2 separate regions of the Homo sapiens genome follow, and region 2 is linked to region 1. Evidence: chromatin loops called from intact Hi-C (ENCODE). Cell type or tissue: endothelial cell of umbilical vein. All regions are shown on one strand.

Region 1 (5,000 bases):
AATTTAACAATTTTTAAGGAAATATTATTAAAGAACGCTGAGAGCACTCCAGGTTGTCTATGCTTCTACTCATTGAAACAACTCACTCCTCCAGTAGCAGATGAGTTTTAATGAAATGCCTGGGCAATGTGAGGAAATGCTTTTTCCTTATCAGATATAACCCACAACAAATCACAAAAGGGTACTTTTTAATAGTGTTTTCAGGGAACGGGTCTACCCCTACCCTTAGGCTGACAATAATGCTTTAAGCTTTTCCTACATACATCTGCACACTTAAGAGGAAAGAATTTGGCTTATAACATTTTAAAACTCATTAATTAGGATGCCACCATTACAAGGGTTATGGCATTCAGATAATGCCTAGGCTGCCGTTTCCATTTGAGTAAAGTAATGGTAGTAAGTGAACATATACTGTCCAAGATAATAATGAATATGATTTGTTGGGTTGTTGATTATATTAAACATAAATACAAAACTGAATAGGACCTCCTAAGGGAGACCCTCAGTTATTCTGATATTGTTCTACTCATTCCCTTACCTTGGCTAATATTTTTTTTAAAACAAGCAATAAGAAAAAGATGAAAGAATCAACAATTCCTACCACATTGAGACGTGGAATCCTTGGCCTATATTACTTTTACACTCATGGAAGATGTTGCAACATAATGGAAGGGGCATGGACTTGGGCCGCAGGAAGGACTTGGTTCAAATTCTGGTCCTGACATTTCTAGTGGGGTTGCCCTATTTTTTAATCAGTAAAATTGGACTAAAACCTATCTAAGGATTAGTATAAATGTGAAATAAATGATGGATGTAAAGAGCCTACCACAGTAGTTGGCATATAATAGGTGTTCAAAAATTGTTAAATGACTCTTACATTGTAGCTGTTACAGACGTAAAATTCAATGGATAGAATAGAAACCATTTACAATGCCTTGAAAAACTCAACTACGTCAGATTTAAAAACTGATTTGTATAATCACGAAAAGGAAAAGTAGGACAATCACATTAAATATTGTATAATCAGACTTTGCAAATTCAATCTGAATTTCTTTCTAATTAGTCAAAATTAGTGAGGTATGGTTGTTGCATCTCTTAACTACTGTACCACAGGGTCCGGTCATCACCTGCTTCTATTTATGTTTGCTGTTCCCGTAAGGAATCCTCCTAGGTACAAGTCCCATTAATAGAAGCTGGAACATTGCCTAAATGAAAAATTTTATGTATTCCTTACTTCCTGAAGGAACTGCCACGGGGTCGGTCCTAATCAGCACTTCATTTTAATACAGTATCATCGAGTTCTAAGGATTAATTTTATAAACGATTAATGAAAGTACTTAATTGAATGTCACTCTCTGCTGCCTTCAGCTATTACAGGTTGTTGCTCTCACTGATTCCAGATCGATGCTTTTTTAAACACTCAGCTTTGCAGTACTTTAAACTACTTTGCAGTCTCTAAACTTCATTTAGAGACTCACCTGTGGCTCAAATAAAACAATCTGGGATTTGAGTTATTGTTGTTGTTGTTTTTGGAATGATTGTACAATGCTTGACCAGCGACAGTTCATGTTGATTTCCTCCAACAGTTCATGTTTGCTTTCCTCCATAGAAACAGAAACTCAACCGGGCATGGTGGCTCATGCCTGTAATCCCAGCACTTTGGGAGGCCGATGCGGGTGTATCACGAGGTCAGGAGTTTGAGAGCAGCCTGGCCAATGTGGTGAAACCCTGTCTCTACCAAAAATACAAAAATTAGCTGGGTGTGGTGGCGGGCGCCTATAGTCCCAGCTACTCAGGAGGTTGAGACAGGACAATCACTTAAACTTGGGAGGTGGAGGTTGCAGTGAGCCAAGAACGCGTCACTGAACTCCAGCCTGGGCGACAGAGGGAGACTCTGTCTCATAAAAAACAAAGAAAGAAAGAAAGAAAGAAAGAAAGAAAGAAAGAAAGAAAGAAAGAAAGAAAGAAAGAAAGAAAGAAAGAAAGAAAGAAAGAAAGAAAGAAAGAAAGAAAGGAAGAAAGGAAGAAAGGAAGAAAGGAAGGAAGGAAGGAAGGAAGGAAGGAAGGAAGGAAGGAAGGAAGGAAGGAAGGAAGGAAGGAAGGAAGGGAAATTCAATTTTGGGGGTTGTGGCAAACACTACAGCTAAGCTGCAAGTTCTTGCACCCTTACAAGTGGTCATGTGGCATGGCTTTCGGCCAATGAAAAGCCTGCTTAGGATTTCTGCAAAAGTTTTGCTGTCCTTTTACAGGTTTTGCCCCTTCCTCCATATTGCTTCTGTTCTTTCCTCCTGCCCAGAGCATGAAGGAAGATACAGTGCAGCAGCTATTTTTGAATTAGGAGAATGAAGACTAAGGAGACTGGAATAGAATCAAGATTAATTCAGCAGTTACCATAATAGGCAGCAGCATGGATTTGGCCCATAGACATTATTTGCTGACCCCTACTATAGACAAATGGATTAAGTTCAGCCCAGAATCAAGACAGAATAGGAAGGGAAATGATAATACAAACTGTGCAACTGCAGAAGAGGAGAAAGGGTGCAAAATACATTAAGAACACCTGTGTCCACAGCTCACTCAGTGACGGAACATCAAGTACCAAGGATATGTACAAGTTCCAGACAGTGGTTAAAGCACACTTCCTCAGGTTAAGATAAGTTCAGGAAGTGGAAAAGTTCACACTACAGCTGAGATAATTCAGTTTTGAGATAACAGGATGAGTTGGAGCTGAAACTAATGGAATGTGCCATAAAATTGTATAGAAATCAATCTTAGTTTTTTTTATCTTCTTTTTCTTCAAAGAGGGTTTGTTATAATAAAATATTCTCAGACCTCCTTCTATCCTTGTTATACTTTTTAAGACACCCTGGATGGTAGTAAATCCTTGGATTCCATTTCAGGATATAAGCAGAAAGAGATGGGAAGAGACCATGAAATCTCTCAAGAGAGAATGTCAAGAGAGGCATTATCATCATTATGGTCTCTCTTGCATGATCTCAGGTATTATGAGATAAAATACAAGTGTACTATTGCTTTGTGAATCTGAGGCTATCTGGCCTTTCTTAACATGAAATACATCATGGCATGTCTTGAAAACTTAAGCTTTGATCATGTTCAGTGAATAGAGAGGATTGAACGTTTGATCAATCTAATGAATTGAAACACAGTTCGCGAGGAACTCTGAAGACTTTTCATTCTGTCATCATTCCACTATGTGGTAAATAATAGCTAGCACATATTGATCACTTATTAGGCATCAGGCACTTTGTAGTGCGCTGTATACAGTCTACAATTGAGCGCATCTAATCTTCCAAACAGCAGTATAAGGTGTCATGACCATGCTAACTTTTCAGACAGTCTTATAGGGAAAGGGCAAGTTTCTTAACCTCAATTTGTATGAAGCACTAAGATATTTCAATGAATATTCCGGATCAAATGTGTTTCTCCTTATAATTTTTGGTGGCAAAAAAAATCTGCTGTCAAATACATAATGTACTTTTGTTTCCTAGGTTATACAGCTCTAGCTACAGTCTTGAGCCCTACACAACCCTGAAACTGGGAGTAAACAAATGTCACAAACATGACTGTATTATTCTTTAAAACATTTTATTTACAATTCAGTTTGGTGAGTAGTTGTCTTTAAAGTTTTTATTCTTTAAATATTTGCTTTTCTTTCTATTTTATAATATATCAATACTTAGGAAAATACAGTCTGAATAAATGTGTATAACTTTTCAAAATAATTTTTAAGATACCAGCAAAAATTTGGTAAAAATTGGGCAAATAATTGTTGATATAATATATTAATGCACAAGGAAGGCAACGCATAGACCATGAGAGCTCTCAGCTCTTTGTAAATGTCTTAAAAGCTACATAGGACTCATTGTTTAAGCTAATTCTATATCATTGGATAAGGAGTTATCAAAAGCTTCCAAGTACCACAATAAAATAAGTATATTAATTTATTTGTTTATTCATTCAGTAAATATTTATTGATAATTTTTAAGGATCAGACTAAACAAGATGGACCAAGTCCTGGCTTTCTCAGCACTTGCACATCAACAGACAGCTGTGTCCACAATCAGTAAGTTGAGGATGGCAGGACAGATCACCAGAGCATAAGCAAAGGTATGAGCTACACTCACAGCTAAGACACTGAACTATCTGCCCTGGGTCTAAGCAAAGGCCACAGGGTTGGTTTTCCAGAAGCTCCAAGATAGGTGCATGTATATCCAGATCCAATGTTCACAGCTTGGAACTGTAATCTTTAAAAGCTAAGTTGAGGGCTCAAGTCAAAACATTTCTCTCCCAATAAAAATCATGACTACTTGCAGAAGGAAAAGCCTGGCTATTTGGTTTTTAGGGAGTCAGGAGCACTAACCTGCTCTTTCAGCTTGCAAGCTTGCAATTCTAGGCTTCCAAGTGAAAACCAACCTGCTTATCTTGCCTCATCTAGAATTAGAGGGGTGACAGAGGAAATTGGGAAGTAGTTTTGAAAGCTGCAGTGCCTTCCTTCCTTTCCTTCTTTCTCTCTCTCTCTTTTCTTCCTTCCTTCCTTCCTCCCTCCCTCCCTTCCCCTCCCCCTCCCTCCCTCCCTCCCTCCCTTCCTTCCTTCCTTTTTCTTTCTTTCTTGACAGTCTCTCTCTGTTGCCCAGGCTGGAGTGCAGTGGCACAGTCACAGCTCACTGCAACCTCCACCTCCTGGGTTTAAACAATTCTCCTGCCTCAACCTCCTGAGTAGCTGGTATTACAGGTGCTGGCCACCATGCCTGGCTAATTTTTGTATTTTTTAGTAGAGATGGGGTTTTGCCATGTTGGCCAGGCTGGTCTGGAACTCCTGACCTCAAATGACCCAACCACCTGGGCCTCCCAAAGTGCTGGGATTACAGGCGTGAGCCACCGCACCCGGCCTAAAGCTGCAGTTTCTTTAACTTGTTATTTACTATAATGTCAGGAAAGGGCAAGAATCTTGAATCTGAAATAATAATGATGACAATGGG
Region 2 (5,000 bases), 240 kb after region 1:
ATCCCAGAGCCCAAGAGCAAAGATACTTAGGAAAAGGCATACAGTAAACTAAGCGGCCATTAGATTAGAAAGGAGCCATCTGCAATAGCGGCACCATGTGGTAATAATGTGTCATAGCAGCAGTGGACCAGGATTGTAGATTTCTCTTCCCTTGGCTTTTAAAACACCTGATTAACGCTCTCTGAGTCAGGGCTCTTGAATTACACAGGAATGCAGAAGAAGGTGGAAGAATAGGAAAACTCAGATGTCTTCCTGCTAACGGAGCAGGTGGTGGCCTGAACAATACATTATTTAACAAATGTGAGAAAGTAATTATTGGGGTTCTACAAGGTTTATTCTAGGCCATCCTATTTTCCATAAGAAGGTAGCACTGCACTTGGCGTATACCGATCTCATTTACTATCTCAATAATAACCCTTGAGACAGTTTCCCTTACCCACTTTATGCAAGAATAACTAAGGGTCAGAGAGTTCAAATAATTTGCACAAGGATTACTCGATTGTAAGAGTTTGAGCTGGGACTCACATGCAAGTTCATTTGTCTTCAAAATCCTGGGCTTCCAATCTCTGTTCCCCTTGCCTCCCCACAGTCTTAAAATAAATGTTTCCCAGGCTTCCCTCTGCTGCTATCACTGTTGGCATAAAGCGAATTTCCTCGACTGGTGAACCTAAAATTTTCTAACAACAATGATCTGCATAATTTCTCATAGTTTAAAAAGTTCTTATGAAAACAATTTCCTTTTCAGTCTTCCCACAATTTCATAAGGTAGGTAAAATAAAGATTATTATTATCATCTCATTTTATATACGAGGCAGGGAGGGCCCTAATTAATGTACTTATTTCAAAGTCTGGCATCTCTTAACAATAAACTTATTTCACTCTTTGTTAAACTGACCAGCATAGTCATGGACTGAGAGTCAGAAAGTGTGTGTTTTATTTATTCATTCATTCACTTGTGTAATTACAAATCCATTGAGTGTCTATCACCTATCAGGCATTATTTTAGGTACTGAAATATAGCAGTGATCACAACAAAGACCCTGTCCTCTTGGGGAATGCATTCTAGTGAAAGAAACAGAAAATGCACAAGGAAACAATGATTTGAGATCAAGTGTCAGGTAGTGATCATGGCAATGAAGAAAAACAAAGAGAACACAAGAAAGGGAGTCAGGGAATCTCTCTTTGCAGAGCAACATCTGAGAAGAGGTGAGGAAGAGAACTAGGGAGAAGACTTAATGCATTAAAGCTTTAGAAAGGAATTTGCTTTATGAAAGAATGAGAAGGCCATTATAACTGGAGCCCAACGAGCAAGGACTAGTGATACCAGAAGACACTGGAGGAGGAGACAGTCAGATCACACAGAGCTTGAAATGCCTTGTTGAGAGTGAGGGAGACTTATTGCAAGAATGATGGGAATCTATGTGGGGGTTCAGAGCAGGGTGGGGCAGAGCTGATACATGTTTAAAGGATACTTCCATGGCTCTGTGGAAACTTGACTCAGGGATGTGGGGTGGGGAGGCAGTGCAGAGAGAAATCAAGGAGATGGGGTTAGGAAGCAGATGGAGTGACAGGTGAGAGAGGTCGATGGCTAAGAATAGAATGGTAACGGCAGCTGGCTTTATTGCCAATTATGCAATACTTTTAGGTTCTATGACCTTGAGTTTAATTAACCTCTTTGGGGTTAATTAGCTTTTTTTAGCTTATTTTTATTTCAAAATACAGTTATTAAAATCCTTACAAGTCTGTAATGAAAGAAAACTTACAAAAAATTACATATCCTGAAATATATAAAACGTTAAATAACTGTTTTTCTCTTGCCATAGAGAAAAATATACACAGCGGGGACCTAATAAGCACAGAATTTGATTCAGAAATGGATTTAAAACATACACACTACTACCTGAAAGCAAGCATCAAATAGTTGTAAGTGCCAAAGCAACCAAACTTACCACCGACATATCTATTTCAGTATTGACAGAGCTCTTGGTTCTGGTTAAATAAATTAAAGATGGGAAAAGTGATAAAATGTCAATTAAGAAAGCCAACAAAATCCCCTAAAGGAAGAAGAGAAGCCATTCTTCTAACTTCAAAACTGATCCTTGCTGAAGACAAAACTTCCAAGAATTTGCTCTTATTATACACATCATTCCTTAAAGGGAAATTGACAGACATGGATATCAATCTCAGTTACACCACCAACTAGTGCCGATAAACCGCCAAGCAAGAGCTTCTAAATTTATGATTTGTGATTAAAACAAATATTTAGTAAAATAATTAGATGGACTAAACAGCATTTTAGAGAGCTTTTTAAGACCTAGGATTTTGGATACAGTATGCATCTTAACACAAAAATCATCAATTCTATATTGATAACTAATAATAATAAAATAAGTATGTAAGCATGTGAAGTATAGATTCTGCTCTCTCTCTAAACAGTACCAGAAACTCCTGCAGGAGTGCTTTGCTTGACTTTTTGACCTCTGAGTACGTTAATATTTTAAGGTAAATTCCGATTTAAGTACCCAAATGATTATAAAGCAGGGCTTCACCTTGGTGTTGTGGTTACAATTCTGCATATCAAGGAAAAAGAGAAATGCTTCACTCCCAAGTCTCGCTCCTCATTTTCAGTCTTGAGGTACCTTTGTTTACAAAGGATTTCTCACTGCTTGTTTTGTACTGCCACCTGCTGGTAAGCACCAAACTTTATTTTTATAAATGAGAAATCTATACACATCCACTCTTAGTTGGTGTTACACTCTCAGATTTTTATAAGTTTTAAGAAAGTTTCCTTCACATTTGCAATTATTAATTATTTCTCATGGTACAAAATTTTATATAACCATTAAAATATAGAAAACACAAATAAGGAATTAATAGATGCTGCATTTCCATCTCCCAGAGATAATCTCTGGTATACAGCCTTCAAGAACACACAATTGGGTTATATGATGTTTATCATCTAAAATCAAATGTGATGTCATTTAATAATTATTTGTTGGATACATTACATGTAATCATATGTCAATTTATTTTCAAACATTTGGAATTTTTTTCAATTTTTTTTGTTATTTGTTTGATGTAGCAATATCCTCGTTTTAAAACCTTATACTCAGCTCTAAGCTATATGAAATATTACTAGAAATATAGCTAGTACATCAAAGGACTTCAAAATGGGAAGGCCTTTGACATGTACAGACAAGTTCACCTCCAGAAGTCTATACGAATTCACACTCCTATAAAAGTGCTACTCTCTCCACACTGTCATCAACTCCTCCTTTTAAGTATTTTAAAAAAAACTACTCCAATCATATCCTGAAGGAAAACTGGATACTTTTATCATTTATATTTATTTTATTGGGAGTGAACATTTATATTCATATCTATTAACCGTTTCTATTTTTGCATTTCTAAAATGCCTTATGTCCCTCTGCCAGGTTTTCTATTTTAGTGTTTGTATAAAAGAGGAAGTAATCACTTTTCATGTATGTTCCAAATACTTTTGCTGGTCATATATTATTTGATTTCATTTGTGGTATTTTTAACAATAGACATTTTCAGTATTGATTTAGTCAATTACATCAGTTATTTCCTTCATGTGGTTTGCCTGTGGTTTTATGTTTAGAAATAACTTCCTTGTTCTTAGAATTATTCATTATTTTATCTTGAAGGAAACTGTTCGAATTCCCTCTGTCATGCAAGAAGATTTTATCTAGATATTTTTCCTGTGGCAGTTCACTAAGTTGCCTGGCATGAGACTGAAGGTTGATCTATGAGTCATTATCACATTACACCATTTGTTTTTTCTGTACTTATAGGAATTTATGACACTGACGTGCAAAATATTTTGAGGACTTTATAAGGAATCCCTTATTATGTCTATTAATGGGCTAGCCATCTCTCCTCCATAGCATTCCACACTTATAAATTCTGTTCGTCAATAAAAAGCAAAAATCATATTTTACATCAAATAAAACTCACCATAAAATTCAACCACAAACAGAAGCAGACTTCTATTATTGTGAGGTTACTAAAATGAGAATGGGACCTAGGAGGAGGGCAGCTTGGCCAGCTGCCAATCAATTCATACCAGAAGGTTGTCTTTTTCTTATTTATTTCTTCTAAAAAAAAAGAAAGATACATGTGCGGAACATGCAGGTTTGTTACACAGGTATTCATGTGCCATGGTGGTTTGCTGCACCTATTGACTTTTCCTTTAAGTTCCCTCCCCTCACCCCCTAACCCCCAACAGACCCTGGTGTGTGTTGTTCCCTTCTCTGTGTCCATGTATTCTCAATGTTCGACATCCACTTATGAGTGAGAACGTGGTGTTTGGTTTTCCATTCCTGTGTTAGTCTGTTGAGGATGATGGCTTCCAGCTTCATCTATGTCCCTGCAAAAGATATGGCCTCATTCCTTTTTATGGCTGCATAGTATTCCATGGTGTATATGTACCACATTTTCTTTATCCAGTCTATCATTGATGGGTATTTGGGTTGGTTCCATGTCTTTGCTATTGTAAATACATACCGTGTGCATGTGTCTTTATAGCAGAATGATTTATATTCCTTTGAGTATATACCCAGTAATGTGATTGCTGGGTCAAATGGTATTTCTGGTTCTAGATCCTTGAGGAATCACCATACTGTCTTCCACAATGGCTGAACTAATTTACATTCCCACCAACAGTGTAAAAGTGTTCCTGTTTCACCATAGACTCGTCAGCATCGTTTCCTGACTTTTTAATTACCGCCATTCTCACTGGCATGAGATGGTATCGCATTGTGATTTTGATTTGTATTTCTCTGATGATCAGTGATGCTGAGCTTCCATGTTTGTTGACCACGTAAATGTCTTCTTTTGAGAAGTGTCTGTTCATATCCTTTGCCCACTTTTTGATGGGGTTGTTTTTTTCCTTGTAAATATGTTTAAGTTACTCATAAATTCTGGATATTAGCCCTTTGTCAGATAGGTAGATTGCAAAAATTTTCTCCCATTCTGTA

The links. Hi-C counts contacts between places; a loop is a spot of excess contacts. Peaks named below come from ENCODE experiments on the same cell type or tissue, not always from the same donor. Only the 100,000 strongest peaks of a DNase experiment are listed, where the experiment ranks them.
Region 2: it touches region 1 in a loop (5-fold over the local background); 81 of 110 quality-filtered maps call a loop at or near these places.

The regions. Positions count from the first base shown.
Region 1 is chr4:21,526,766-21,531,765 of GRCh38, forward strand. All of the region lies in intron 1 of KCNIP4 (potassium voltage-gated channel interacting protein 4), which reads right to left. LOC124900677 (a long non-coding RNA gene) reads right to left here and starts at 1,671. Exons shown (of 2, transcript XR_007058073.1): 1 at 1-1,671. In endothelial cell of umbilical vein, no CTCF peak of the experiment used is centred here; a DNase peak (open chromatin) is centred at 2,696; H3K27ac peaks cover 359 bases.
Region 2 is chr4:21,765,890-21,770,889 of GRCh38, forward strand. The region is part of intron 1 of KCNIP4 (potassium voltage-gated channel interacting protein 4); the gene reads right to left. Among named protein-coding and RNA genes, the nearest start is that of KCNIP4-IT1, 85 kb to the right of the region's middle. In endothelial cell of umbilical vein, CTCF peaks have their summits at 88 and 2,690 (motif pointing left); DNase peaks (open chromatin) are centred at 102, 2,682 and 3,692; H3K27ac peaks cover 1,181 bases; H3K27me3 peaks cover 1,082 bases.